Regions from separate parts of the Homo sapiens genome. Here region 1 is linked to region 2. Evidence: chromatin loops called from intact Hi-C (ENCODE). Cell type or tissue: heart right ventricle. All regions are shown on one strand. Each heading gives the region's core, and the rest is flanking DNA. Links, peaks and the distances in the headings are about the cores only. Region 1 overlaps DIRC3 (disrupted in renal carcinoma 3). Region 2 overlaps DIRC3 (disrupted in renal carcinoma 3).

Region 1 (16,168 bases), core at 3,995-8,994, 230 kb after region 2:
CAGCTTACTTCATTTAGCATAATGTCTTCAAGGTCCATCCATGTTGGAGCAGAGATCAGAATTTCCTTCCTTTTTGAGGCTGGATAATATTCTATTTGCATGGAAATGCCACGTTTTGTTGAGTCATTCATCCATTGATGGACAGTTGGGCTGCTTCCACCTTTTGGCTCTGGTGAATTATGCTGCTACGAACACGGGTGAGCAAACAGAAAGGCGATTTTTGGAAGGGAGGGAAAGGAGCTCTGGGTTAGGGGCCAAGCCAAGGAAAAGAGCACTGAGATCCCTCAACTTGGGGGAAGGTGATGAGAAGAAGCCACACTGACCCCATCCTGTCTCCACCTGCCTTTGCACCTTACTGGGAATGGGCTGTAACTAAGGCTAAAACTAAAATGAGTACATATCAGGGAGAAGCACATGCATAGGAACAAAAGAAAACATAAGATGAGACTTATTCCATGCCAGACAATGTCCTAACCACCTTACACCCATTAATTCTCTTAACCCTCCCAATGGCCTTCTGCACAAATACTGTCAATGGCCGTATTTTACAGGAGAGGAAAACAGGGCACAAAGAGATGAAGTCGACTGCTCAAGTCACCAGCCAGCAAGAGGCAGAGCCAGGATTCGAACTTAGAACTTCAAGTCTATGTTTAACTCCAGCCCCGGAGGGTGGAGGAGGGGAAATGTTCTCATGCCATGATCCATCACAGTGTCTTCCACCAGCAGAGAGAAAGAGGAATTGAAAGTAAAGATTCAGGAAGAATTGGTCTTCCTGAGAGATGTCAGGCCCACTCTGGCTGAAGTCTTGTGGGGTTTAAGAAGCTGTGGGCCCCAAAAGGGGCTGGAGGGGGTGACTGGTCCTGAGAGGAGAAAGGGTGTAATTCTGAAGCCAAGAGGGCTCCCGGATGGGAAGCCCTCTTGGCAGCCTAGGTCTCTGCGGGTCCACTTGCTTTGGGAACCACAAAGCCAAAATGTAAAGGAATCTATTTTCTAAGGAAAACACATACTTATACATTCTGAGTAATTTCCCGTGGAACAAGGAAAAAATAAACACAACACCCCAAATGGTTTTTTGCTTACAAATGGGTTCAAGTAAAGAGAAGTGGGAGAATAAAATATAGGGTCAGGGGAAAACTCTCTACTGATTCCAAACCTCAGAAACAGCCTGGAGGCTTGAGAGAGTGGGAGAGACGGGGAGGGCTGGGGAGTGAGGTGCCCAGAGTCAGGGGCTTCCTGTCTCCTCTTCTAAGAGCTGCTTGCTCACCCTCAGAGGACCAGAGGAGGAGAAACTCTGGAAGCACAGCCATAAGACCAGACTGGGTTTGACAGCCAAGGGATTGTATAAGTCAGCCACCAGAGGTGGTGCAGGTAGGTAAAGATGAAAGCAATGGTCCCATTGTCATCAGCTGGGTAGTCAGGGAAGAGTAGGTGGATTAGGGGCCGGGGCCCAAAAACAGGAAAATTAAGTGGAAAGCTGCAGATCACAGGCATCATTCAAAGGAACTCATCAAAGAAAAAATGGTAAAGGACAGTGTAATTGTGAACAAATAACGTCACTTTCCTGGACCCCGCTGAGTCTCCCATATAAACAATGGGGGTACACTATTTGATTTCTACCACTGATAATTCCAAATTAGATGAGGAGATAACTGGGGGGACAGAGTTACAGAATGGGGGATGGGACTAGAGGATGAGTACTGGGGCCTGAGGATGGGTACTCGAGAGCCAAGAGAATTTGGAACAGCTAAGAGTCAATTTGCACTGCAAATCAGACCCAGGGAGAACATCCTGACTGGCAAGGGTCCCAGGTTATTGAAAGTTTGGCAGCACCAACATTCAGAGCAGCTGGCCTGGATTTGCTCTAGCAAAAGATTCACACCATGTGGGGACTGCCAGGTCTCCAGGGCCCCAAGGGCCCCACTCTGCCTGAGGCAGCCTGAAGAGGTTGAGATTCCCTGGCCAGCAGTGACCTACCTGTTCCAACTACACTGCACTTCACTGGTGAAAAGTCCTCTGGCCTACTAGGACCTCATTTGGCCCTCACAGCAGCCTGGTGAAGAAGGATGAATCCTCATTCCCATTTTACAGATAAGGAAACTGAAGTCTAGAGAAGACCGGTCTTGGTAAGCCACATGCCTAGCAGAGCCAGGAATGAGCTCATGTCCTGCCTTGTTCGAGAAGAAGGCACCACGCGGAGCATGGAGGGGTGTCATTGTTCCCCAGTGTGTGCCTGGTTGGGGGGACAGAATGTCAAAGGCAGGAACCCCATCTTGTCCTCTGCACAGTCCCTAATTCTCTTCCCCCAGACCCACTGGAAGGTGCTGGAGGCAAGGAGGCCCAGTGGGAAGAACACTAGACCCAGGAGACCTGTGTCCAAAGCTGCCTGCCCTTGGGCAAGTCGGTTTCCACATTTGTAAAAGTAGTGGTTGCACTAGATTAGTAGTTTCCAATATTTCAGCATCAGATCCTTGCTTTTTCCCGGTGAATCTTACTAGACCCCTTGCTAAAAAGAGAAAAAGGAGGGCCACTCCAGATGAATCAGAGTAGAAACTTGGCAGGGCTAGATTCTCATCAAATTTCCATCCACCCCCTGAGGCCCCTCCACAGGACCAAAGTCAACACGGAGCCCAACTTGCAAACCATCCAATTTCCCAGTCCCCTTCAGGGCCTTCATCCTTCTCTACAGAGCCACTTAAGGACAAAACTTCTCAAATCCCGATGTGGGCCTGCACTCTCTTCTACATGCTCAGCCACCACTGAAATGCTGTCAACTTCCAAATTATAATTCCAAGTCACAACAAATGCCTACCCAACACCTACCCTTGGTTGTCTGTATTAGTTATCTACTGCTGTATAACAACTTATAACCAAATTTAGCAGCAAACACTTCTCATCTCACACAATTTCTTAGGATCGGTAATCTAGGAGCAGCTTAGCCAGCGGTTCTGGCCCAAGTTCTCTCACAGGGCGCAGTCAAGATGTTAGCTAGGGCTGTATCATCTGAAGGCTTGACTGGGGCTTGAGGATCTGCTTCCAAGAGGGCTCACCCCACTCTCATACTGGCAAGTTGGTGCTGGCTGGTGGCAGGAGGCCTCAGGTCCTTGCCACATGGCCCTCTCACAATGTGGCAACTGATTTCCCCTATAGTGAGTGTTCCAAGGGAGAGTAACCAACATGGAAGCCACAGTGCTTTTTATGACCTGCCTTGAAAACCAGACGTGATCACTATTACCATAATTCATTTATTAGAAGCAAGTTACTGAATCCAGCCCACAATGAAGGGGAGAGGAATCAAGCTCCACCTCTTAAATGGAGGAGTATCAAAGAATTTGTGGACTATTTTAAAACCACTACACTGTCCAAGGGCAGACTTATGAACTCCTCCCCCAAACCCAGTCTCATTCAGCTGGTGCCTATTACAGTAAACAATACCCACTTAAGGTAGCCAGGAGCCTAGGCCATCTCTTTTCTCATGCTTACACCCCTCAAGTCTAATCAACCACCAAGTCCTCTCATTCTCATCTCCTAACATCCTAGCCACTAGGTAGCAAAGATGATGGTTAAGAGTATGGGCTTCCTGGCCGGGTGCAGTGACTCACACCTGTAATCTCAGCACTTTGAGAGGTCAAGGCAGGAGGACTGCTTGAGACCAGGAGTTCAAGACCAGCCTGGGCAACATAGTGAGACCCTGTCTCTACTAAAAGAAATTTATAAATAAATTTTAAAAAGAATATGGGCTCCCAGACTGAACCCTGGCTCAACCAATTACTAAACCTCCACATGCCTGTTTCCTCATCTTTAAATGAGGAGAATAGTATCTACCATATTGTGAGGATTAAATACACCATGTAAAACCCACAGGACAGTGCCTGGCACATAGTAAATACTAAATAAATACTTGCTATCGTATTTCTCAAATTTGCACCTCTGTCCATCTGCACAGGTCTCAGCAATTGTCATCCTTCACCTAGATGACTTACACAGCCTCCTATTTGGTCTCCTTAAATCCACTCTGTTCTCAAATATGTTGTCCATAGAGCAGCCAAAGGGAGCTTTGCAAAGTGCATATTTAATTATGTTAAACATCCACCCTCCACTACCATCGTTTAAAAGCCCTCAAAGGTTTCCCATTGCTCCTTAGGATGAAGATAAAGCCTTCCTCTCACTCCGCACAACCTGGGCCCTTGGCCCAAGTATCCAGCCACCTCCTGATAAGTCTCCCTGCTCTTCAGATTTTTGTCAAACACACCATGCTTCTATCTGCCACAGGGCCTTAGCCCATGCTGCTCCCCTAGAGGAAAACTCATGTCTTCCCTCACACCACCTTACCTCACCTAGAAAGAGTCTAATCGCCTTTCCTATCTCAACACAGGTGTTATTGTGCAAAGAAATCCTCCCTGACTTCAAAATCTCCTTAGAACGCACATCCCAGTCTGTGATTATTTGAGTAACCCTCTCTCTCCCACTGGACACAAAGCTCCACATGAGCAGAGACCACACCTGCCATTGCTCACCATTCTTTGCTCAGCTCCTAGCCCATGCGTGGCACAAGGTCAGTTTCCAGGAAGTGTTTGTGGAATGAATAATTAAGTGCTCCTGCTCTCTCAGATATTGCAGGGAGAGTTCCAAGAGTCAGGGACTGGCCAACAGAAAAGGACCCACCCTCCAGGCTGGCCTCCTCCCACCTCACCCACCCTGGAGATGCTGAATCATCAAGTCACTCTTAGCTGGACCATGTCTCGCATAAACAAATATCAGACCCCTCTGGAAGTGCCATGAAGTGGGGCTTCCTGCCTCACTCTGGGACTGCCAGAGCTCTCCACACCACTGAGAAAATGATGGATGACTTTATCCATGGCTTCCTCAGATGCCGGGGAAAGGCTCAGATTTGCCCGGCTTCTGGAGGCTGCATTTCCTGAGTACAAACCCCTGGCCTTCTCCCCAGCTGCCCTCCCTGAAATCGGGGTCAGAAAACACATTCCCTTTCCATTAATTTATTTATTCACTGACTTCAGCCACCTTTCAGGGACTCTTTTTCTCCAAACTTCTGCGTGGGCCCCTGGGAGGCAGTGGGGGGTGGCAGAGAGCACATCCCACCTAAGTCTTGACCAGCTGTGCCACCAACATGCTTGTGGCCTTAGGAAATTTACTTTCTTTTCCTAGTATAACACGACATCTGCCTGCTTCCTCCTGCAAGTGTTCAATACTCCATGTCTGCAATTATCTCCAAGTCACCTCTTTCTTTCATCTCTTTCCCCAGCCACTCTCTGATGCAGGTGGCACTCTCTGTCACACAGAAAGGACTATTCATCCCTGGAAAGATTGTGCACTGGTTCTGCGCTGAGCACAGAAATCCAAGTCTGTCCCACAGAGAAAAGAGAGCCTGCTTCTCACATCACACAAAGGCCTCCGTTTTGCCTGTGACCTCCACGGTCACCCTCCTTGGCCTTTCTTGTCCACTCAGCTAACTTCTTTATTTTGTGTCTGTTCACGCCATGCCTGCTGCTGATGTGCCCAATGTGAGGACCCTGTCTGCTTCCCAATGTCTGAGGCTCTCCTGTTCCTACCATAGAGTCACAGGTCCCCCAGACCTCCACCTGCAGCTCACCAGGTCACAAATCCCAGTGTGAATCCTTACAGGAAGCCAAAGAAAGGAGTTTCATCCCCCACCTTGGGACACAGCTCCCTTTGGCCTTGCAGCCCTGAGGCCCCGAGGCCTACGTGCATGGTCACTGGCCTCCTCCTGCCTTGGGCCCATCCTGAGGCCCTGTCTTGGTAATCTGCTTTGAGACCCAACTCCAAATGCCCAGCCCCCTTGTCTTGCTCTTGTTCCTGATTTGCTCTGAGGCCCTGCTGCTGGGGTACAGACATCCCCGGGCCACCTAAACTCCTGAAGATCACCTTCTCCAGAGCCTCAGAAGGCAGGCTAAGCCCACCCGGTGTGACACCTGACTCCATACCCTGTTCCTCTATCCACTCACCTTGGCCAAGACCTCCTATCCCTTGTCTTCTGGCCTGGATCACCCCCAGCACAGTCTACCTTGCCTGCCTCTCCCCTAGTTAAAAGTCTCCCTCAGTTTGCTCCCTGCAGTGGGATGATCCTAAATATTCCCCAAACTACTCCTTGTCAAGCATTTCTAGGGCCCCAGAGTAGATCTGAAAGAGACTTTTAGCTCTTGCCCTAAGATATAATGTTCCTTTTCTTATATCCCTGTGTTCAAACTATTTATCATTCAACAAACTTTTTTTTAAGAATCTAATCTGTGCTGGCTTCTATTTTATGCACTGGGGTTGAAGCAATGAACAAAACAGAGAGGAATCTCTGCCCTCATGGGTTTGCACTTCAGTGAAAGCCCACAAGACATGGAGTCAAACTCCAAAAAGAGAATTTCCTCTGCCTGTCCTGAGGCCTCTCCACTTACCAAGTGGAGTCAACCTTTCTGGTACTGCCATCTTGAATCTCAAAGCATCGAGCTCCATTATTGTCTCCCTCCAAGCTCCACTCCTGTTCCAGCTGTTGCTCCCCATGGTTTCCCCTTCGGGGGAGGAACAATTGTGCCCCCTTTGGCTCCTCCAATATCTCCACTGCTTTTCCTTCCCCCTTCCTGCTGCCTCCTCCTCTTCCTGGGTCAGATTCACTAGTCAGCACTTTTACCCCTGAGGAACATCCTCTGTCCCCTCTCCAGTAACCCACCCCCCTCCCTTTTGTTCTGTCTCATCAGCAAGGCGAGCCTGCACTGCCCTCCATGCAGATTTTCTCCTCCCCAGAGGCTGCCACTGGAGTCCACAATGACAGGGGAGCTGAACATTTCCCAGTCAGTCGCCAGCCCTCAGCAGAGCTTGGCCTGAGGCCCATGCAGGCATCTCAGGAGAGGAAAATCAACTTTCCTGGACCCAGCCCTGGCTTTCCAGTGAGATCCCACAGCCTCCGCAGGCTGCTGGCATCCACTCCGGAAAGGACATATGGGTGGTAAACAGGACTGTGTGTGCCCTGCAGCCTCCACAGGGCAAAGGCCTGGCCCTTGCCATAGGAGCAGATCTGACATATGTGCGGTGGTTCTGGTGCATAACCACCCAGAACATGGGGCAGAGCCAGCCTGGGCCTTCAGGACCCCTGAGTCACAGAGCAGCCAAAGAACTCCCAAGGGCTCTGAAGGTGGGACAGGGACAGGGACCTGCAATGCCATGGTACCATTGCCTCTTACCTCCCATACAAGGAACTATTCTGTATGGCCTGGCCCCTCAGGTTCCTATGGCCCTGGCATAGACAATAAGAAATAGCCTACCTCCCTTCTTTTGCCCCCAAAAAGCACTCAAAATGAGAGTCATCCATTCTCCTAGACCAAGCAACTAGGCAGATACCAGCTCACAGGTGAGTGGAGGCTCGTACCAGCCTGCCCTACCTGCCAGCTTCACCAGAGTCTGGGCATTCTTAGGCCCCTTCATTATGCTGGGGGCCCTCCAGACCTAATTTTGGGCTATCACTAGCACCCAGCCACCCTCTCCATTGGGCTGAGACCCCACGTGAGTGAAGAGGACAGGCTGCGATGAGAAGGGAGTCGCTCTCCCAGTCAGGCACAGAGAGCACCCTGCAAGTCAGCACATTTGGTCAAGACAAAGAAGGGCTGCTACAGAAATCTAAGTGGATATCTGACACTGGGGCAGTGGAACTCCACCCCTTTGGAAGATGGACTATAGGAGAATTATATCCTCCCTCACCAGGTTTCTTTTTCCCTGGTTAGAAGAGTTTTGAAGTCAACAACAGGGGCTAGTTCTGAAGCAAACCAGCTCTAAGCTATAGTGACCCAGAAACAGAAGCTAAGAAGGCAGTAGCTCACACCTGTAATCCCAGCAATTTGGGAGGTCAAGGCAGGAGGATCATTAGAGGTCAGGAGTTTGAGGCTGCAGTGAGCTATGATCATGCCATTGTACTCCAGCCTAAGCGACAGAACAAGACTCTGTCAAGAAGAGAGAAGAAAGAAGAAGAGAAGGAGGAGAAGGAGGAGGAGGAGGAAGAAGAGGGGGGGAGGAGGAGAAAGAAAAAGAAGAGGAAGAGGAGAAGGAGGAAGAGGAGGAGGAGGAAGAAGAAGAAGGAGGAGAAGAAGAAGAAGAAGAAGAAGAAGAAGAAGAAGAAGAAGAAGAAGAAGAAGAAGAAGAAGAAAAGTAGTAGTAGTAGTAGTAGAAGAAAAAGCAGCAGCAGCAAAGAAGAGAACAGCAACTTTTTTTTTTTTTTTTTTTTTTCTGAGACGGAGTCTCGCTCTGTCCCAGGCTGGAGTGCAGTGGTGCGATCTCGGCTCACTGCAAGCTCCGCCTCCCAGGTTCACACCATGCTCCTGCCTCAGCCTCCCGAGTAGCTGGGACTACAGGCGCCCACCACCACGCCCGGCCAATTTTTTGTATTTTTAGTAGAGACGGGGTTTCACTGTGTTAGCCAGGATGGTCTCGATCTCCTAACCTCATGATCCGCCCATCTCGGCCTCCCAAAGTGCTGGGATTACAGGCGTGAGCCACCGCGCCCAGCCGAGAACAGCATCTTTAGAAGACCCGCTATTCTGGGAGAAGAAAAGGGGCAAAAAAATGGTGATAACCTCATTACCCTTGGGAACCTAATAAGACTCTAACCAGGTCATAGCTGCCAGGAGAGGGGGTTAATGGTATTCAGAAGTTACAACTGAGGTGATGGCAGCTAGAGTATTACCAGGACCTTCCAAAGAAGGCTGAAGAGGAATTTAAGAGGGGGTGGGGAGCAGGCATCATCTTTCCTACAGATCAACACCAAAAAGATTACGATACAGACCTAGGAGGGAGAGAGTCCAGCTTCCAGATTCCAGACTGGGGGCCAGGAGGGTACATAATTCTGAGAGCCCTATCAGTCCTTCCCTGAAGCCGAGAGGATTCACCTACAGAAACACAAGGAAGGGAGGGTCTAGCCACCCCTTCCCCCAACATCCACTCTCACGGGCTTCTGGCAACCCATCTTTGTGGGCGCAAGCCCCGGCATCCACAGCAGGGTCATTTTTACAAGGTGCGCACACCCCATGCCTCCCAGGGCTTTTGACACTCCCTAGAGGGACACTGCCAAGGCTCCTGGGAGCACCACAGGAGGCCCGTGGGTGCTATCCTGGAGCCAAGTTCAGCTGCTCCCCCAGCAGGAGCCCAGCCTCCTGACCGTGTGCCCCAGTTGGCTCTAGGGACTTGGGGAGGGAGGCTTCCACTTCCCTTTGTAATAAGGGGCTTGGATTAGCAATATTTCCCAACTATGATTTGAGGAACTCTGACCCCACTAGATGCTCCATGGCAAGAGGTTTCACTGGACAAATAATCCTGGGAAATGCTGCAACTCTACCAACCCTCTTGGAGCTCTCTGTTCTCCTTAGCATAGTAGAGGCTTTGAGCACCCTACAGTGAAGAGGAGAGGGAAAGCAGCTTAACTTTGGTGATGTTTTGTATTGGCCTCCACACATGAATTCTGTTCTAAGTGGTTTATCTCAAATCCTCTGGGTAAGGCACTATTGTAACCCCATTTTATAGAGCCATCCTCTGGGTGGCTCTGTGCTGCTCCTCTTGGCCCAGAGTTTCTCAAATGTCCCGTTCAAGCCTGGGACATTTGTCATGAGCACGGCTTTAGAAATTCTGGACAGGAGGACCTCTAAGACTAATTAGATGCTTTCCTCACACTGAGACAAGTCCCATGAAATTAGAGAGGGAGGGGAGGGGAAGAGAGAGAGAGAGACCGAGAGAGAAACAGAGCAAGAGAGACACACATCAAGAGAGACACACAGACATAGAGAGAGAGACACAGAGAGTGATGCAGAGAGACACTGAGAGACACATACAGAGACATGCTGAGAGGGAGACTGAGAGGAACAGAGACTGAGACAGAGAGAGACACTGAGAGACAGAGACATGAGAGAGACACTGAGAGACAGAAACACTGAGAGACAGAAACACTGAGACACAGAAACACTGAGAGACAGAGACAACATGAGAGAGACACTGAGACCCAGGGACACTGAGACACAGAGACACGGAGAGACAGAGACACTGAGAGCCAGGGACACTGAGATACAGAGACACTGAGAGACAGAGACTCTGAGACACAGAGACACTGAGACATACACACAGAGAGAAGGCAGCAGGGAGAGGAGTGTAGCCATGGTTGTGAGGAGAACCTGCTGAGATGAGCTTTGTGAGTGAGCCTGTGCTTTTGGAGGGGAGATGAAGGCGGCTTGGGTTAGGGGATCTCAAACCCACCTGGGCAAAGCCAGACCCCCCTTGGAATGGGTTTCCATTCACAAGTTGAGGAGGGCAATGCCTGCGCCAGTGAAAGAGGAACTCTCACGGAGGAAACAGGCAGATCCTCATCACCCTTCAGCTCCTCATGGGCAGCTCCTCATGGGCAGCTCCTCATGGGCAGCTCCTCATGGGCAGCTCCTCATGGGCAGCTCCTCATGGGCAGCTTGGCCTGAGTGAGGAGGACCCCCGAGTCCACCTGGGAAATCTCGGCCACCTGCTGGAGGGGGCAGCTTTAGGGCTTCAGGGCTAAAGAAGTAGGATAACTAGGGCCAGGATTGTAGGGAGAAGGGAGCGCATGCTCAGTGACAGACCCAGGCTGAGTGTGAACGACCCAATCCCCTCCACACAGCCCTTTTCCCCAAATCACTCACATGCCTGCCCCCATCAGCCCTGAACACCCAACCCCAGCCTGCACAGAAGACCTGCAGCCTGGAAGCAGGCAGGCTCGGAGCCCTGCAAGGGTTGGGGGTTGGCTCTGTCCATCTTTGGATCCCCACCCCCAGCCCTGTCCAAGACATTTGTCCTCAAAGGAGCTTTATTTGGTCTTCTCTCCATTTTTGTGCAAGCCTAGTGAGAAGCCATGGCCAGCAAGAGGAAGCAACAGCCACCTGCTTGGAACTCATTTGAGAGGGGCTGAAATAGGCCACCTGTTCCCAGGCTTCCCTCCCACGCAGTAGGTCACAGAGTCTGGCCACTAGGAGAAGGTCCGAGAATGTTAAGGTTTGAAGAGACCTAAGAGCCTAACCTTCCAGCGGAAGCCTCTGTCCCTCCAGGCTGGGGCAAAGAGGGCTGACCCCAGGTGGCAGCACGCGGGTCACATTTGATTCACATGATTTGGCCTCTGGTGAGCCTAAGCGCTGTGGAGCAAGGGGTGGGAGTTCCCACTCAGGAGTAAGACTGCCGGGATCTAAATCCCGGTTCTGCCACTTCCTATCTGAAAAACACATGCCTCAGTTTCCTTCTCTATGAAACACAGCCCCATCGCCAGGCTGAGTGCAGACTCTTTGGGGCAGATCCTTCACCAGCCCATTTTGCAGATGAGGAAACTGAGGTGAATGAGCCGGCACTGTGACCCCACGTGCTTCATTCTAAGCATAGAGATCTTGCCGCTTCAGCAAGCCAACTTCCTTCCCCAGGGAAGGCTGGGAAACAGTAACTGGAGAAGGGGGCAGGAGGGTCTCTGCCTGGGTGCAAGGCTCAAGGCTGGCCAGTCCTGCCATTCTTCTTGCCTCTGGTTTTTCCGAATTCTGCCTCTCCCTCTGGAAAGCCATTGCAGGCAGGGCACTCCCAAGCCTCGTTTACAAAATTATAAGCTTCCTTTGTCCCCAGTCTCCTCTGGTTACAATAACACTCATCAGCTCTCCAGAGCTTTCAGGGGCATGGAAAATGTGACTTCACTCCTCAAGGATTTCTGATTTAACAAAATGGCATTGGGGAAAGAAAATGAAAAAGAATGTCTCTGTCCATCCCTGATAGAAAAGGCAATAGGGCTCCAGCCTCCCAGCCCAGAGTCAAGAGCCAAGAGCTCCCAGAGGGTCCAGAAGGCACAGACAGGGGACCCTCAATCCCCCTTGGACCCCACAGACTGGAAATCAGCCTCTCTGGGTGGGGCCTAAGGGGAAAAGGGAGGGAAAGGGTCACTGAAGACAGGTGCCAAAGGCAGGAAATAAATACATCCTGTCTTGCCATTCCCCAATTTGACAACTTTATTATTCCTGTCCTTCTTTATTCAGTCAGTCCATCAGTCACTTGTCCTAAGTGCTTAAAATGAGTGACTCTGGTGTCCAACCACCTGGGATAGTATTCTGGCTCTGCCATCTTTCCAAGCCTCAGTTTTCTCATCTGCAAAATAGAGACAATGTAGTCTGGACTTTATAGAGCTGCTGTGAAAACTAATGAGATACCATGCTAAGGGCTTCACACCATGCCAGCAGATCAGAAGCTCTCAAGACATGGTAGCTCTTGGTGCTGTCACTCATGGGAATTGCAAAGCTTTGTCAAGCAGAGCAATGTGTCTGAGGCTGGACTGTTGGGAGTACCCATCTCATGGCACCTGCAGTCTAGAGACCCAGCCCTGGAGGCTCCTAGCTGGCCCATTACTTTAAGTCCTGAACACCAGGGCTAGTCTAATAGGTAGACTGGCAGGGTAAGGAGAAGGGCTTAGTGAGTGCTTGCTGCATACAAGACGCTGTGCAGGTGCTAAGGAAAATTCAGAAATAGCAACTATAAATCAAACTCCACGATTTCAGGTATATGAGAAATATAATTTTCAAAAAAATTATTTAAGTCAAGTTAAATCCATCTCTGAGCCCCCATCCCACCTGAGACAGCAAATTTTGTCCTGGTCATTAATGGAACCCGCCCATCCTCTCTCTCACCAGCATCACTGGAAGGGGTGCATGCGTGGTCACTGGCCATTTGTCCCCACTGGTTACACTGAGATAACTGATGCAAGGCCACACAGTACCCAGGAGCCCAGGGGCTCTGCTGCTTCTGTGCCAAACAGTGCCAGAGAAAGCTAGTCACAGACACATCACACTGTCAGCCCACTCTGAGGTCCTGCCCACCCTGGGCATTGACAGGGAAAAGGGTGCTCTGCCTCCGGGACTCTTCCCTCAAAGGCACTCACATCTCAAAGAACTCAGGCTCCCAGAAAGGAAGAAAAAAGAAAAGAAAGCAATTCCTACTCCCTGGCCTGCAGCAGCAAGTCTCCCAAAGCAGGGATCTCAAAGGAGCAGGCTGTTTACATGGGGGGAGTTGGGGGCAGTAGAGACAAAAATATAAGGATAACAGAAAATGAATCGTCGTATCTCAGAGACGGCCCCTCTAAAGAGGTGACTTCCAGGGGCTCCCAACAAGACACCTGCACCCCCTCCACCTTCTACCCCTACCCCATCACCCGCAGGCAGAGGAAGCAGCAAACCACATAGTGACATTTCAGGACTAACAAAAAGCCCTCCAGGAAGTAAATCAATCTCCCCCAAGCTTCCTGAACACCTACACTCTCCTTCATCTAAGGCAGATGTCCTGAAGAGGTCTCTGCTGAAAGGGATCAGTTGACTTATCACTGTCACCTTGCTGAGGCCAGGGCAACAGGGAAGATAAGTGTTGACTGGGAAGCAATACTTATCCAAGAAAGAAATGGGTATTTAATACCTACTAGGTACCACCAGGTGATTTCACAAACAACCTACCTGTTCATCACAACCACGCAAAATGAGTGCTTCATTCCCCGTTATTGATGAGGAAACAAAGGTCCTGAGAGAGGGGCCAAGGTCACAGAGCTGTATTATGACAAAGCTGGGAACACTCAGCCAATATTTAATAATAATACTATCACTTAGGGTACTATTATCATTCCCATTTTACAGAAGAGACTCTGAGGCACAGCAATTAAATTACCTGTAAGGGCCAAGAAGGGTGCCCCTGAGGCCTGGGCTGTTGATCCCCTCATTTTTCTGCCTCTGCATGAGAAGCAACTGGTTGGAAAGTCCCACCAGTTCTGAGAATTCATGTTCTGCCCGGATTCCTGCAAATGAGTAGGGAAGCACGACCAAGGATTCTGGTAGCTTTGCATAGGACTTAAAGACTCACATTATTTTGAAATACAGTTTTGTAAAAAATAAAAATACAAATATTTAGAAACCAATTAAAGAGTATTGCTTTGGGGAGCAAAAGACAAAAACCCCCCGTGCCTCACTGTCTCCTCCCACTCACCCCCCGCATCAATTCAATGGCCTGGAATCCCTGCCTCTTCTGTTCAATAAACAGAGATGGCTCTAAAGAGAGGACCCAATGTGCTGAGCAGTCTTGGATAAAGAACACCGACAGTCAGAGATGGAAAGATACCTTCGTCGGACAGATGAGAAAACTGAGGTCCGCATGACGGAGCGACTTGCCCAGGGTCAGGCACCTGCGTAGGCACCTGGACACATATGCGTGTGCACGCACGCAAGGCCGCGCACGCTGGGCTCTGGCCGGCACGGCCCTCACGTGCCCTCACGCACGTATGCCCCGCATGGGTTCCCCCAGCGAGCTATCCCTGCGCCCACCCCTTCCCCTGCCCGGGCCTCCGGAGCTGCTCACACGCAGGTGAAGACTGCCCCCTGGTGGGCGGGAGCCCTCGGGAGGCCCGCAGGCCCAGCGTCCTGCGCCCGTAATCCCTCAAAGGGGCTTCTCTGGAATCACCCCCAGGCCCTGGGGCCAGGATCGAGGCTGCTCTGGGAACTGGGCTTACACGGGTGTGGGTGGGGACCTCTGGGATCTTAGAACCAGGAAAATAATAAAGCAGAGGCTTGATGTTGCAAGTTTAGTTCCTGGAAGCTGATTGAAATGGAGATGAGCAACAGGAAAGTTTTTTGGGGGGGGTTTCTAGAGATCAACACCTCTTCCAAGGAAGGGACACAACCAGGGCTGGGCAGAGAACGTGGGCTGCAGCACAGTCACCTGAAGGCCGGGAGCATGGAAGTTAGGTTGGCCCTCTGGGACTAACAGGTTTAGCAAACAAAAATACAGGATGCCCAGTTAAATTTGAATTTCAGATACATGTGAAAGTTTTTTGTATAAATATGTTCCGTGCAAGGAGAGGAGAGTGTCTGTGCAAAAGGGTGGGAGTTGGGGGGTTGTGGTGATGGAGACTGCTTACATATAGAGAGATGGAACAAAACAGGTAAAACAGTCACCCACCACATTCGTGGTTTCTGTGGATTAAACCAACTGTGGATTGAAAATATTGGGGGAAAAATGGCTGGTTACAACTGTACCAAACATGTACAGGCTTTTTTTTCTTGTCATTATTTCCTAAACAATATAGTATGACAATTATTTATGTAGCATTTACATTGTGTTTTGTATTACAAGTAACCTAGAGGTTACAGGAGGATGTGTGTAGGTTACAGGAGGATGTGTGTAAGTTACATGCAAATACTATACCGTTTTACATAAGGTATTTGAGCATCCATGGATTTTGGCATCTGAGGGAGTTCTGGAACAAATCCCCCATGGATACTGAGGGACAACTGTACTAGGGATAATAGGAGCCACGTTTCTCATTACTGGAAATGAGAGTAGGAAATATGGAAAAAAGAAAAGAAGAATAAACCCAGTGGAATTAGAGATATTGGTGTGAGCTCAGTTTGCAATATGTAGAGGTATAAAAATACAGATATAAATGCATGAAGGACTATATGGACTGTATGTTTGTATGTAGAACTATTGTGGACTGCATATTTATATCCCTCTCCCAAATTCATATATTTAAACCCTAACCCCCAACGGCATAATATTAGGAAGTTGAGCATTTGGAAGGCAGTTAGATTTAGATGAGGTTATGAGGGTAGAGATCCCCATGATTGGACTGTGTCTTTTAATAAGACAGAGAGACTAGAGCTTGTTGTCTCTACTATGTGGGGATACAGTGAGAAGATGGTCATCTGCAAACCAGGAAGTGGGCCTTCACCAGACATGGACTCTGCACCCTGATCTTGGACTTCCCAGACTCCAGAATTGTAAGAAATGCATTTCTGTTGTTTAAGCCACCTAGTCTACGGTATCTTGTTATAGAAGCCCAGACTGACTAAGAAAATGACTCTAGATATAAAGTTGGAATGTGTGTGTGTATAGTTTGCTTGTATGTATGTATATCTATATCTACATATGTAGATATATGAGGATATATGTAGAGATACATATATTCTCTTTTTTTTATTATTATTATACTTTAAGTTTTAGGGTACATGTGCACAATGTGCGGGTTAGTTACATATGTATACATGTGCCATGCTGGTGTGCTGCACCCATTAACTCGTCATTTAGCATTAGGTATATCTCCTAATGCTATCCCTCCCCCACTCCCCCTACCCCACAAGAGTCC
Region 2 (16,168 bases), core at 7,446-12,445:
CAGGGCTGGGGAGGCCTCAGGAAATTTACAATCATGATGGAAGGGGAAGCAAACACATCCTTCTTCACATGATGGCAGCAAGGAGAAGTACAGAACGAAGAGGGAGAAAATAGCCACTTATACAACCATCAGATCTCGTGAGAACTCACTCACTACTATGAGAACAGCATAGAGGTAACTGCCCCCATGATTCAATTACCTTCCACCAGGTCCCTCCCACAACACAAGGGGATTATGGGAACTACAATTCAAGATGAGATTTGGGTGGGGACACAGCCAAACCATATCAACCAGCATTTCGAATCATTAATTAGTTCTTTTTTTACTCTTTTGTATTACATTAATTTCCTCTTTTATCCTTATTATTTCCTGCTTTATACTTTCTTTTTATTTACTTTGTAATTTTTCTCGGTTTTTAAGTTGGGAATAAAATTTATTTATTGTAATTATTTTTTATTGATTCAAATATTTAATCCCACAGATTATCCTCAGATCACTGCTTTATTTCTCATTAAATCAGATGTGCATATTTTTATTCTATTATTGTTTTTTGAAATTCTGCAATTTTAGTTTGTATATCCTTTTTCACCCAATAGTCATCTAACAGATGTTAATTTCCAAGTAGAAGAACGTTTTTAAATTTTCTCATTAATTTCTACTTCATGGAACTCACTCAAAAACTTTCTTTGTGACTACAATGGGCTGAATGCTTATGTCCCCCTAAAATTCACATTGAATTGAAATCCTAATTCCCAAGGTGGTGGCATTAGGAGGTGGGGCCTTTGGGAGGTGATCAGGCCATCAGATATCTACCCTTATAAGTGGGATTAGTGCCCTTATAAAAGAGACCCCAGAGAGCTAGCTAGTCCCTGTCACTATGTGAGGACACAGCAAGAAGGTGTTGTCTATGAATGAGGAGGTAGGTCTTCAACAGACACCAAATCTGCTGGCACCTTGATCTTAGACTTCTTAGTCTCTAAAACTGTGAGAAGTAAACTTTTGTTGTTTCTAAGCCACCCAGTCTCTGATATTCTGCTATAGCAGCCTAGAGGAAGACAGTTACTCAACATGAGGTCAATTTCTGTGAACATTCTATTTGTGCTTAAGAAGAGAGTATATTCCCAATATTAGCAAGAGTGGAGGTTTCATATATATCTATAATGTCTACCTTATGAATTATGTTGATTAGATTTGAGTGTCTTTATTTTACGGTTTCCATTTGTCTGGAATACCTCTTTATTCTTAGTCTTTCTGAATCACTTTATTGTAGGTGTGTCTCAAATGTATCTCACAGAATTGAGTTTTGCTGTATGAGTCAATTTGAAAATATTTTTAATTGGGGATTTATGTAATTTATTAATAAGCTTATCAATAAATTATAATATAATAAATATAATTTAGTAATATGACTGATGTACATGGTCTCAACTTGTATTCTGTGTAAAATTATGTATATAATTTTTCTTTCTCAGTGTGGTTTATTTCATGTGATATTTATTTTTTGATATCTAGGAAGATTAATATCTTTGTTGCAGTGCTTACCTTTTTGCCACTACCTATTATAATGCCCTTAGTCTCTTTTCTCACATTTACTCTGCTACTTAGTGTTTTATTTGCTTCAAATTATATTCTTCATTCCCACCTATTGTCTATGCAACAATAGGTCACTTCAGTTTTGTCACCACATATAACAGTTGAACTGTTCTTCCCCCCATGACTCTGTCCTTGTTTAAGTTACAGATTTACATTGAAATATATTCAATGCTCACACAGTCCATTTTCCAGAGTTCTTCAGGTCCAGGTCCTATCTTGGTTAAATGATGTTTTTTCTATAGTAGGACCATTAAAGTTGGATAGTGATTGCAGTGTTCTCTGGGGTTCTGCACATAGAAAATCGCTTGATACTTGAAGCTTAGCTCATCTACATAAAAGCTATTCCACAGTTCCTTTAGTTTCCTGAAGATGTGACTGTGTTATTCTTTTACTTTAGATGAGAAGTCCGATTTTCTTTCCTATGTAAGTGATTTGATACTTTTGCCTGGAGATCTAGAAAAATTTTTTCTTTATCTTTAAATTACAATATTTTCCTAGTATATGTCTTGGACTTCACCATTCCAGGTTTATTTTCCCAGGGATACTGAGGAGCCTTTAAAGATGCAGATTCAAGTTTTCTTTTAATTTCAGACATTTCTCTTAGTCTGTGGTTTTAAATACTAGTGGTTTTCTATTGTAATGGCCTTCTTCTATCAATTATTTTCTCTCTGATCTCTTTTGCTTTGTTCCTTATTTTATTTTTATTCCCTTTTTTCATGGCTTTCCTCACTGTTTCATATTTTCAGTCAAATCTCTTTTTCCATGGGTACTTTATAACTTGGCCTTTATTTTTAAGATGATTTTGTCTTTTCCTTCCATATCTTTCCTGAGTTCACTCAATTCTTATTTCGCATTTTCCTGAAAAATAGGGTTTTTCACAAAATAATAGGGTTTTTTGGTCGTATTTCTTTTATAAAGCTTAAAACTTCTGATTTAAGGTTTTTGTTTTCTATCTTCACATGCTTGTTTTAGGATATTCAATTCAGTGTGGGTGTTCTGTTACAGTTTTCTTCCACCTCATATTTGATTTCGGTAGAAGCATTTTCATCTGCTGGAATGTTTTAATTCCTGTTTTTTTTTTTTAAGTTATTGGCCTTGTATGAGTGTCGTCTGCCATTTTCTATTCATTTTTAGATGTTTAAATATACAGTTGTAGATAGGCGCAGTCATGGCGTTTGATGACTGACCATGTTTCTTAGTTCAAGAGCACCCTCTTCTGTTGGCATGGGAAAGTGTAGTTTCTTCACTGACAGCAGCTTTTGTGGGGGAGGGGTTGGTGTGCCTTCTGAGCTTTGAGATCCACTTTTGCTTGGTAGGACACTCTTTCTTCGTTCTTCCCCTCCACTCAGACGCCTCTGAAGCCCTGCTGCCAAGCGGCCCCCTCTCCTCCAGAAATAGTGCCCTTTCCACAGGCCAGCCCAGCCCCATGGGCAGTCAAACCCTCCCTTTCATTCGCATCCTGAAGCAGCGCCCTCAGGCTACCTGGCCTGTGAGTTGTTCAAGCTATTTCTCAGTCAGGTGCGAAGTTCTCTTTCTGGAGGTTATTTTGTCTGTGGTTTTGGACACTAATGCCCCCAGGCACCGTTCTCCTTTTCCAAACAATCTTCAGGCTGAGTCTTTGCTCCAGCACTTGCTCTGGAGACCACCTTGAGCCTGGGAGTTTACTCCCTTATCTGTAGGTAATTTGAAGTTTGGAGTATTCTATCTCAGTTATATTGTGTGTGTATATTGTATGTTTTATTGTATGTGTGTATATGTATTTGTGTGTGTGCATATATGTATATATAGACAGAGAGAGGGAGAATCTGGAATCTGGAAGTTAAGTTATAGACTCAGGAAATTCTTAAAGCTGTTTTGAATATAAGATAAACTACAGTTTAGGATTACCAATAAAGCTTCACTAGACTCAGGTCTCCCAGCTTCCAGGCCAGTTTTCCTACTAACACCCCATACGCTCTTGGACAAGTCGTTTAACTTCTCTGGATGCCAGTTTTCTCTCTTGATGGAAAGCTATCTGTAAGTGTCTTTCCAGTAATATTCCATGTGTTTTAGACTGTTCCTCTAGCATTATGACTCTCTTCTCCATAGAATACACACAAAAGAAATTAACCTGCATCTTACAACTCAGGCCTCAGCATCACAAAGAAATTAAGTTCTGTGTTAACTGAGTCTTGGTGTCATGTAAATAAATATAAACTTGTTTCTCTCGCTGTTTCAAAGAGAACTGGGGTCTCTGTTCATTCGATTGGTAGCCCTCTAAGGGATGGGCGCTTAGTTGGGAGCTGCCACATGTCTGTGTTGGGTTTTATTTTTTCACAAGGCCAAAATGTTCCCTCTAGAACACACAGTCCTCACCAAGTTCAGAAAGAAGCCAACTGCCCTTACCTCCTCCCCTCTTCTCCATGCTCCTCTGGGCTCAGGGTCCTGCCTCTAGACCACTCCCCACAACATAAAACATCTCCATTCCTAGAGAAGACCATAATTTTAAATAAATAAAAATAGGGAAGGAACAGGGAAATTGCAAGGGTAAATGTGAAAATATTCAAGGTCACCATAACCACTCTTGTTCAATAATGTGAATTTATGTAGCATTCTCAGTTTTCATGTGCCTAAAATAATGATACATACTCCCCATCCATAGTGGCTGAAGAGGCAATATCACAGATGATTCATCCCAAAAGGGCCCTCCAAAGGTCATCCTGGCAATGCCCTTGCCTTGCTTTGAAATGACTCTTGCCTGTTATAAATAGATGCAAATATTGAGTGGGTAGGGAGATTCTCCTATTCTTAAAGCTGTCAAGGTCAGGAGATGAATCTGCCCCCTCAGTCACCTGCTCACAGGTTCCCACGACTCTGACATTCAGGAAGCCAAGAAGAGATAAACTTCCTTTATCAGGATCCAATCTTCAACACTAGTCATTTGAAAACTATATCCAACTGTCACTTGTAGATCCTCTATCTCTCTGCATCTGCATCCGGAATACTGGCAGCAATGACGACAACAATAGCAGATCAGCATAAAACCAAAAACACATTCATAAACACACACACATACACACTACACACACACATACATACATACACACATATACACACAAACACACACATGCACACATGCATACATACATGTACACACACATGCATACACACATACACATGCATACGCCATACAAATGCATACACATACACATGCATACACACACATATACAAACATCCATGTATACACACACATACACACATGCATATACATATACACATACACACTACACACATACACACATACGTGCATACACACATACATGCATGCATACACATACACGCATACACACATCCATACATACACACAAACACACATGCATATACACACGCACACACACACAATTAGGCAGAGTCTCAGAGGAAAGAGGAAGATCTGTTGAACTGAAAAGTATCCTTAGAGAAAGAATTGGGAAACCAGAGGCAGAAAAGAATAGACTTTCATAGCCCCTGAGCACTCCAAAATATTGCAGAGTTTCCTCATCTACTTTCATTTTCTCCACCAGCCCAGCTTCACCCCTAGAGGTCAAGAAGGCTCTTTTTGATTCTGTCAAAGTCTCCCTGGCCAACCTCTTTGTATAAGAAAACAGAAAAACATTCAGACACGAACCTGACCCTTTATTCTCCTGCTTAGACTCCTTCACTGGCATCCCCTATCTAAGCCCAGCTAAGCTAAGTCACATAGATAAATAGCTACTTTACCAAGTGGAATGTATCAAGTGTGATAAGAAATGCAGGGAGGAACTCAGTGAAAGAAGAAATTAATTCCAACTGGAGAGATCCAGTTCCACTGAGAAGGTGGTATTATACAGAGCCCCAGAGCAGGCATAGAGGTAGAAAGACTCCAAAGTGCAATGTTCTAAGAAACAGTGAGTGTGCTGGGCTGTAATGAAGAATGCATATCGTGAGGTGGCAGGATATATTGTCATCAGAGAGTAGGCTGGGGCCATGTCAGGGAACACCTGAAATGTAAAATTTCCTGTATCCTTGAATCACTTTTTTGGCTTCACTTTTCTTTTTCTTTTTTTTTTTTTTTTTGAGACGGAGTCTTGCTTTGTCGCCCAGGCTGGAGTACAGTGGCACGATCTCAGCTCACTGCAACCTCCGCCTCTCAGGTTCAAGCAATTCTCCTGTCTCAGCCTCCTGAGTAGCTGGGGATTACAGGCGCACACCACCACGCCTGGCTAATTTTTGTATTTTTTTAGTAGAGACAGGGTTTCACCAGGTTGGCCAGGCTGGTTCCGAACTCATGACCTCGTGATCTGCCTGCCTCGGCCTCCCAAAGTGCTGAGATTACAGGCGTGAGCCACCATGCTCAGCCTTGGCTTCACTTTTCTAATGTCTCCACATTTGGGATCCAGAATGGTTATCATATACCACAAGCCTGGTCATGTTTGATGCATCAAGATTTATAGCTTTTAAAGTGCTTTGAATTATAGACTAATAGATTAATAGATATTAATTAATAGATAAAAATAACAAAAATAGTCCACCTTTGGAAGTAATATGCTTAATGTGCTCTATGTAACCTTGGAGTGAACTGTTTCTGATAACTTCTTGTGGCCCAAAATGTTATCCTGCCCTAAAGAAATACTAACTGGCTCAGTTGAAGATGGGCATGGTAGTTTCCATGTGAGGATTAGAACAGCAGGAAGGTCCTTGCAGAAAGAGAGATAATATAGCCATTGCAAAACATTGTATCCAGTCTGCAAATGATCATCTTAGAGAAGTCCTTAAGCCCATTTATGACCTTAGAGCTAATTTTAACTCAAGTAGGAGAGCTAGTACAACATAATCATCAAATCAAGTACCAGGCAAAGAAATGGCAGAAATAAGACTCAAATCCAGGTTTAACTTGGGTGCAACCTGGGCAGTTAGAGCACTTCTCCAAGTGTCCTTGTCTGTAAATTAGAGATACAAAGAGTAGCTACACCTTAGAGTGACTTTGAGGATGAAATGTGGTAATAGACATTGAGCTTTTAGCACCATCCCTAGCACATAAAAGATGCTCAATAAATATTCAGTGATTACTGTTGAGTGAATAAATTAATAAATATAATTCAATACATGTTAATAATTCAACAATGAATTACTAACCATTAATAATGAATAATTCAGTAAATGTTATTAAAGGAAAAGGGGAAAATATAGATATTACTGTTCCCCATGGCTCATTATCACCCTCATGGATAAAGATAGCTGTTTAGAAGAGGGAAAAAAAGTGAAAACTGCAAAAGCAATTAAACATCCCCAGCAAACACAGGTTTGGTAGAACTAGAGAGAATGACAGGAGTCTCTGAAATGGCTCGGGACTAGGAGGAAAGACTTCTGGATCATGGTCCCGACCCTGACACTAATTGATGTGTAGTTTTAGGCAAGTCACATCACTTCTCCAGTCCTCAGGGTTTCTAACTTCAGAATGACCACATTGGGCTGACTGATCTCCAAGTTCCTTTGGCTCTCTGACTTAATCTGAGGTTATGAGATACCCGCCTGCAAAGTCTAAAGACCCTTGAAACCCAATGGCTCTTGAGGAGAAGTTTCTTAACAGTATTGCAGTTTAGTCAGGAGACTGAACTAGAGAACCCAGGTGGACATTCTTTCCAGCCAAAGACTCAATACTTCTGGAAAGATTAAGGTCACATTTGTTTCAAGAGTGTCCAGTACAACAAAGACCTTCCACAGGGAGTAGTAACTATTCCTGATAGGGAACCTCCAAACTGCAATAGGCTTTACCCTTTTTTATCTTTCCTCTTTCTTCGTGCCTCAAGTCAGATCATAGCAAGAAGAAACCTTGGAAAATCCCCTCTTCTCCTCCACACCTCCCAGAGATGCCCAAAAAGCAGTTTAATGCTTTTTCGTAGACTTAGAAAACAGTTCTGTTCTTCCCTGGGCTCAGAGAAGCCTCCCATTTTGGAGCTCTTATCTTCAAAACCTTGCCAGGGACAGGCACTGGTGATTCACAATGGTACTTAATGTGATTTAGACTTATAAATCAAGAGACCGCCTAAGAGTAAATTCCAGGGAGCCTTAGGCCAGACTCAGGGTCCCTGTGTGTAAACAATCAAGTCTAACCCCCTTGGCTGGCAGGCTCTCCTGTCTCAGGGGACAGGAGGTAGGACCGCCTCTTGTACAAGTCTTAACATCGTCCATGACCTCAGTCTGCTTCTAGTGGGACTTTGGGAGACCATCCTCTCAAACTTGAGCCATTTCAACCCAATTTCTCCTCCGTGATCCAAGGAGAAATAAGGCCTGCCATCTCTGCTGGGGGATCTTTCTGGCACCAGCTAGATGGATCCCTGGCACTTTGACTCACAATTCCTCCCCTTACACAAGACAGCAGTTCCTGAGGCCTGCATATTCCAGGCATGAAATTGACAAGAGCAATTCAGCTTTCATATGGGAGCATATGAGGTCAGCTCAGCTTTTGGCCTCTGCAAGGAGGGATGTAGAAAGTCTCCCCACAGGAATATCTGGTGGCATCCTGACACCAAGCCTCCTTTTATGTTTTCAAAATTTTTTAAAGTTTTATTTTGTTTTTAATTGACATATAATAGTCATATATATTTATGGGGTACAGTATGTTTTGATACATGTATACATTGTGTAATGATAAAATCAGAGTAATTAGCATATCTGTCACCTCAAAGACTTATCAAAGTTTCAGGATACAAAGTCAACACACAAAAATCAACAGTGTTTCTAAACCCCAACAGCAAACTATCCAAAAAAAAAATTAAGAAAACAATCTTATTTGCAACAGCTACCAAAAAAAAGAGTAGGAATAAATTTAACCCAGGAAGTGAAAGACCTCTACAATGAAACTATAAAATATTGATGAAAAAAAAGGACACGGCCAGGCACGGTGGCTCACGCCTGTAATCCCAGCACTTTGGGAGGCCGAGGCGGGCGGATCATGAGGTCAGGAGATCAAGATCATCCTGGCTAACACAGTGAAAACCTGTATCTACTAAAAATACAAAAAAATTAGCCAGGCGTGATGGCAGGCACCTGCAGTCCCAGCTACTCAGGAGGCTGAGGCAGGAGAATGGCATGAACCCGGGAGGTGGAGCTTGCAGTGAGCTGAGATTGCGCCACTGCACTCCAGCCTGGGCGACAGAGCGAGGCTCCATCTCCAAAAAAAAAAAAAAAGAAAAAGAAAAAAAGGACACAAATAAATAGAAAGATATCCTGTGTTCATGCATTGGAAAAATTAATAGGGTTAAAATGTCTGTACTACTCAAAGCGAGCTACAAATTCAATTCACTCCCTATCAAAATACCAATGATTTCTTCATAGAAATAGAAAAAAAAATCCTAAGATTAGTGTGGAACCACAAAAGACCCTGGATAGCCAATGTAACCTTAAGCAAAAAGAATAAAGCTGGAGGCATCACACCACTTGACTTCAATATCTACTAAAAAACTATAGAAACCAAACCAGCATGGTACTGGCATAAAAACAGATACAAAGACCAATGGAATAGAATACAGAACCCAGAAATATATCCAGGCATTTACAGCCAACTGATTTTTGACAAAGGCACCAAGAACAAACATTGGGGAAAGAATCATCTCTTTTATTCTAGTAAAACTGAATATCTACATGTAGAAGAATGAAACGAGACCCCTATCTCTCACCACATACAAAAATCAACTCAAAATGGGTTAAAGACTTAAATGTAAGACCCAGTGCTTTTTTAAAACTACTCAGCAAACGCTGGCTGTTCTGAGGGTTCAGGTGGCTTCTTAAATCTCTGTGTTCAAGGGCTCATGACTCATTTATACTTCCTGGAAAGTGTCAGGAACTATTTCCAAATGGGCAACTGGTGAGAGTGAGATGTCAAGGGCAGTGTGGCCTCAGTCTCCTAGCCTGCCCCTCATGGGGCGCCAGATTAGGGTGTCATTGCAGAAACGTATGTTCTTGGAGTTTGGTTTCTTTTTAGCATCCAGCCTCTCTGCAGTGATTGCTGCAACCTCTGAAGGAGCAGTTCTTTCTAGCAAGGACTTTTTAGGAGTTCCGTCTCCCCCATCGAGGTGTTAACCTTAAAATCTCATTTCTTCCCAGCTCCACGCTAACTCAGCGATCAATCTCCTCTTAAATTGAAAAGTGTTGTCTCTGAACTGAAAAGGAATCGAGGTTTATGGAGCCTGGTCTGCTGAGAAGAAATGAGGATGGGATAGCTGCCTTCAATGGCTGAATTCAAAGCTGTCAGGAGATCCAAAGAGCACACAGTCTGCATGGCACTCAGGTGTTAGACAAAGGAGGAAAAGTTAAAGATGGGGGATTTGGGATCAATATAATGAATACAGTTATCAAGCACAACAAAAGGCCAGACATTTTATACACATGGCTATTTTGTTCTCCTGAAACATCTATGAAATGGGGATTAGACTATATCAGGAAACAGGCTGGAAAGGAGGAGGTGCATTGTCAGGCCCCTGCAGCAGTCAGAGCACATATGGTGGATAAGCTAAAGGAAAATTCTGGATTGGATGGGAGAGTGGGTCAGTGATTCTCAACCAGGGGTGGTTTTGTGTCCCAGGGACATATGGCAACATCTGGAGACATGTTTGATTGTTATGAATTGGGGAGTGATACTGTATCTAGTGGGTACAGCCAGGGGTGCAGCTAAACACCCTCACAATGCACAAGACAGCCCCTCACAATAAAAAGTCCAACAGGCCCAAAATGTCAACAGTACTGAGGTTGAGAAACCATGCATTAAATGATCTTAAGATATCTTCAAACTCCAGAACTAAATTAGGGGCCTTAATTTTTCCTCTGCATAGATGGGATTCCATTTAGCCATCCAGTGTTTCTCAAAGTAGAGCAGGGAGAGGACAAGGATGTCAAAACTATCTCACTGGGACCCTTTTAAAACACTTAGTCTCTAGCCAAAGAAGACCCAAAAAGCTATAAAAGAAGCCCAAAAAGCAAACAAGTCCCCAAAAGCCTTTGGCCTCAAAGAAATGACATAAATTTTTCCTCTATTTCCTAAAGACTTCGCCATTAAATGTTCTGAATATAAATCTGCACCCCTGGGGAAACCAAGTTAGCTAAAGATTCACAAGGACTTGGTGGGAATATAGGAGATTCCAGAGAACTCAAAAGGAGAGGATGAAATGGATGAAATCTGCCAATTCAGTGAAAATCATTTTGATGAATGCCCAATTGGTACAAAAGCTAATTCCCTGAAAAGTCAATTTACTGAAAGCTAATGCCCAGGGAGTCAGTTCTTAGAAAGATCAATTTGCCAAATGACCAGTACACTCACATTACCAAATTCATATGTCATAATGTTTAATGAAAATATTTATCCACTTGATGCTCTGCATTGAATGAAAATCTTTTTGGAGCATTCTAATTTTTTACTGGAAATTTTCTTCTACCTAATTCTGATTTCTATCTTGAGTCTAGAATTAAATTTTAACTTATATTTAAAATTAATGTTATTTACAATTCTGCTTTATTTGAGTGCTTTTAAAGTTAATTTATTTTAGTTTCAAAGTTTATTGAAAATTTACTTTGCAGAAATTTGCTTTCTTCAGTTTATAGAAAGGATTGAAAAGAAAAGATAAAACCAAGGCCGGGAAGGGGTGTGAGGATGCCCAGAAAAGATTTCCCACACTAGTCCTGGTCCACTATAGTCAAGGAAGAATCAACTTAGAAACAGCAGGAGCAACCATATCACTTTTTTTTTTTTCCAAGACAGAGTCTCACTCTGTCGCCAGGCTGGAGTGCAGTGGCACGATCTCAGCTCACTGCAACCTCTGCCTCCTGGGTTCAAGCAATTCTCATGCCTCAGCCTCCCAAGTAGCTGGGATTACAAGCACACACCACCACACTCAGCTAATTTTTGTATTTTTAGTAGAGACTGGGTTTCACCATGTTGGCCAGGATGGTCTCGATCTCCTGACTTCATGATCCACCCACCTCAGCCTCCCAAAGTGCTGGGATTAAAGGCATGAGCCACAGTGCCCGGCCCCATATCACATTTTTAAATGTGGCTATCAATGACTAGAAATAATAAACCAAGGTAGATTGACTATATGAGAAATTGACAGCAGAATGCTAGAAATGCAAAGAAAAAAATGGCAGAAAAACACAAAATTGAGTTTTTTAAAAGGATCTCTAGTTGCTTAGCTGATTTACCAAAAAGGAATAATTTCACCTTTGTTGCAAACTATGACTTATTTCTGATAATATCAATAAAGTCTGCAGATTCCAATCACTACATATAAATGCTATGTATCAACACATTTCTGCAGGTGTATTTTGCAGGTAACCGAGTTTTTTTTTAAGCTACTTCTGCTTTTTATTGTATTTAAATGTTATTGCCCATTTTTTAAACCATTAAGCCCTTTTTAGTAGTGTACATCAACTCCTTATACAGGTTATCTTCCTTAATTATGTATTTCTGACAATTCAACATTTAAATATAATTTTATATTTAAATCCAAAATCATTGGAAGCATATTAGAATTTTAAATTAAATCTAAATTTAAAGTAATTATTTAAATATACAGAAAATCAAAAGTTTACATTTAAATTTGAAAACTAAATAAATCAGTTTTAAATTAAATTATATTAAAATCAGTATTTCAAAACCTACAAAGAAAATCAGAAATAGCCATCAGCCAAAACAGTTCCTCATACATATTGTCATAATATGAAAAATTACCATGTGAAATGTTGAAATGTTGTTAATAATGATAAAATATGTTTCTTTGTGTCACATTATTAGAAACAAAAATAAGACATTCCTGTTAAATTCGTCAAAAGATTCCTGGCAAAATGACTAAGCACTCTAGTCAAATCTTATAAAGGATTCAATTTGGTCAACTTGCACATTAGTAAATAGGTAAATTGATCATTTGGCAAATTTGCTTTCTAATACTTGCTTTTCAGGGAATTGACTCAGTCCCAAGGGTATTGAAATCTGGAAAAAGGGAGTAAATTCTAGAAGGAGGGTTTGAGGGGAGCTGGGTAAGCTGTTGTTTTTCCTGTAACATCCTTCTTAGAGGCTGCAGTCTGCCCTAGGGGCAAAGGCAAGAAGACTGAGTCAACGAGGTAACCAGCGGCTCTTCAGTTTGTCACCATATGTGGACCATATTCTCAGTGGCTGTGTGGAGATACAGAGGCACAAGTTCCTGACTCCAAGCCCCTTCCTTGTGAAGAAAATCAAACGCTTCAATTAACCAAAACTACTAAGCTTTATCAATGGAATCTATCCTTTTGGTGTGTATGCGTGCATACATCCATGTGTGCGTGTGTGGGCACAAATGATCAATGCAGATTACAAATGCTGGAAAGCTCAACAGACCTCCATACAGATGAGTAACTACAAGGTCATGCCATTGGATCTCCTGGTGAGAGTCAGTTAAGATCTCATTTCACTTCTAGGTTGAATGAACTGGCTTTCTGCTCATATGGGGACTAAGTAAAATATCCACTAACTGGTAGATTTTTTATGGTGTTTAATCTGGCATATCCAGATTAGTTGATGAATTGGTTCAGCTGGGAACTCAGGAAGCCCTGAGTGGCAACAGTGATTGGAGGCTCAGGTACAGAGGCTGACTTGCCTCTGCAGGCCAACATGAGGTTTTGGTTCACCACTCCACAAGGAAAGGGGACAGAAGGAGGCAGCCATATGCTCAGCCCCTCAGAAATGTGGAGCCCCTCAGAGGTGTGCTGTGCCTCACCCTTTGCAAACGTTATCTCCTGTACTCTTGAACAACTCTATGAGTAGACAACTTACAAATGTATAGCCCCCAGTCTAGACTCTTCTATGTCTGTTGCTTTCCAACATTGTTTTAGTCTGTTTTCTGTGGCTTGTAACAGAATACCTAAAACTGGGTTACACATAAAGAAAAGGAATGTATTTCTTACAGTTATGAAGGCTGAAAAGTACAAAGTCAAGGGTTCATATCTGGTGAGAGCCTTCTTGATGGTGGGGACTCTATACAGAGTCCCAGGGTGGCACAGGGCATCATGTGGTGAGGGGGGGCTGAGCTCAGATCTCTGTCCTGCTTATAAAGCCACCAGTCCCATTCTCATGATAAACCTCTAATCCATTAACCCATGAATGGGTTAATCTATTCTTAGGAGCAGAGCTCTCATGACCCAATCACTTCTTAAAAGCTCCACCTCTCAATATTGCCACACTGGGGATTATGTTTCAACATCAGTTTTGGAGGAAACGAATATTCAAACCATAGCAAACGTCCAGTTGGCAAATGAGAGTTGATTCCTGTGCAATGTCTTTTCCCAAAGGTAGCTTTCTCTGGCCTTCCAGTTACAGGATCCTGCAGCATCACAGATGCTCTGCTTCATGTAATGTTTGATTTAGCACATAGCAGATTATACAAATCATAAAACCATGGACAACTTTTACTTGCCATTGTATCTTAAGTACCTACCATAAAATATGTAAAAAGAGAGCTCAAATAACATTTGTTGACGCAAAATTAATGAATAATTTAACTTTCTACAGTATTGTTGTCTTTCTTTTGAAGCTAATAAAACTGAAGCAAAGAGAGATTAAATGACGACTCCAAGGACACACAGCTAGTAAGTGCTAGATCCAGGATTTAAACCCCAACCACTGACGATGGCTCCACTGTGCCATCTTAACATTAATTGACACCCCTCTTAGGCACTGTACTGGTTGCCTCTTAACATTTAACCCATTTTATTCTCTCAAGGGTCTTATGAAAGTGTTCATGTCATACAATTTAGAGATGAGAAATCAGGCCCAGAGAAAACCAAAAACAGAGCTAGAAACTGCTGGAAATGCAGTTTGAACCCAAATTGTCTGACTCCAATTTTCTTTTCAATATATAGAGGCAGTATTATATAATGTATATTAATTAATATATAATGTTAGTAATAATATCATTACTATATAACATATGTCTATACAGTCCACAAATTATTTTAAAACTTATCACCACACCTCACACCCACCAAAAACTCTGTTAGACAGGAAGAGTTACTTTTTTTCATCAGTAGGAAAGCTAAAGTTCTGAGAAATTAAATGCCCTGTTCAAATTCACAGGGCTGGTCAGTGGCAAATCTTAGAGATTTTTTATCCCATGCTGTCCTACATGTTAACCACCTGCCACACACTAAAATTTTAATGAATTAAAATTAAATAAAATGTAAGAGTCAGTTCCTGTTGATTCAACAGTTGCATTTCAAATGCTCAATAGCCACTGTGGCTAGTGGGTACCATATTGGAGAGTATAGGACATTTCTGTCACTGCAGAAAGTTCTATAGAACAGCACTGAATTCTTGCTACTACAGGGCAACAGCAGAAGCATCACCTGGGAGCTTATTAGAAATGCAGAATCTTTGGCCCCACCCCAGACCCATGGAATCACAACCTGCACTTTAGCCAGATCCATGGAAGATTTGTGTGCATATTAAAGCACTGACTTAACCACTCCACCTTAATTTTGCAGATGAGAAACTAAAATCCAAAGAGATGAACCAACTCAGCTAAAGTCACATCCAGGGTTAGGGGTGAAGCTGGGGCCAGAAGTCGGGACTCCGGCCTCTGCTACTCCGCCTGTGAGGAGGCACCAAGCCAGAGGGGCCTTGGTGGCGCCTGGCAATGGAACAGGGAGAGTGCTGATGGCTCCCTCCCTGCAGAAGCAGATAAGAGAGCAGTGGTGCTTGCCCAAAGAGGAGGATGATGCCGGTGTCCGGCAAGTCTAAGAGGCCTGGGAAGGGAGGGAAGCTGGCTTTGGTCCCTCCCACCTCCCATCCAAGCTGAGAAGCAACAATAGAGAGCTGCCAGGCTAAGGGGGACAGGGTCCACTGACAGGCCAGGACTGTAGCCAAGAGAGTGTTGATTACGAAGTTCTCTCTGCCACAATGAGGGTGAGGGAGACTTCAGTCTGAATCCCTTTGGTGGGCTGCGTCCAGCTGCTCTTCTGTCCTGGGCTGCTACCCAATCTTCCCACTGCATCACCATGAAGAGGATGCCTTCAGCCAAATGAGAACCCAAACTGTCTCCATTTCAATGCTTTCAATTTAGTTAATTTAAAAAGAAGAAAGAAACAATACGCCCTTAGCATATATCAGGATCTGAAATTCTCAATCCACTTGCTACTGACACAGAATTTTAACTCATATAATGGTTTTAAAACATTCCCACAAATTCTTTGACAGTCCTCTATTGAGAGGTAGGGTCCACCTCCCCACCCCTTAAATAGGAGCAGGCTTATAATATTTTGTTCAATAGTGCATAGCAGAATGAGGCTAGGCGATGACTAAAGCTAGGTTCTAAAGAGCTTTGCAATTCCACCTTGTTCACTGGGACACTCACTCCTGGAGCAGCAGGTATCCATGTAAGAATTCCCAGTATGCCATGACCATGATGCCAAAGAGGCTGCAAGTACATGCTCCAGATGACACCATCCTAACCATGGCACCAGATATATGAGTAAAGAAATCGGCCGGGTGCGGTGGCTCACACCTGTAATCCCAGCACTTTGGGAGGCCGAGGAGGGTGGATCACAAGGACAGGA

What was found. A loop is a pair of places that touch in the nucleus more often than their neighbours do. Peaks named below come from ENCODE experiments on the same cell type or tissue, not always from the same donor. Only the 100,000 strongest peaks of a DNase experiment are listed, where the experiment ranks them.
Region 1: a loop joins it to region 2, with 4 times the contacts of the local background. A loop is called at or near these places in 14 of 110 quality-filtered maps.

What each region holds. Positions count from the first base shown.
Region 1 is chr2:217,742,323-217,758,490 of GRCh38, forward strand. All of the region lies in intron 2 of DIRC3 (disrupted in renal carcinoma 3), which reads right to left. Among named protein-coding and RNA genes, the nearest start is that of DIRC3, 40 kb to the right of the region's middle. RefSeq lists a silencer at 14,325-14,494. In heart right ventricle, for the core only: no CTCF peak of the experiment used is centred there; a DNase peak (open chromatin) is centred at 6,859; H3K27ac peaks cover 482 bases.
Region 2 is chr2:217,508,134-217,524,301 of GRCh38, forward strand. The region is part of intron 2 of DIRC3 (disrupted in renal carcinoma 3); the gene reads right to left. Among named protein-coding and RNA genes, the nearest start is that of DIRC3-AS1, 230 kb to the left of the region's middle. RefSeq lists a silencer at 2,733-2,822. In heart right ventricle, for the core only: no CTCF peak of the experiment used is centred there; no DNase peak of the experiment used is centred there.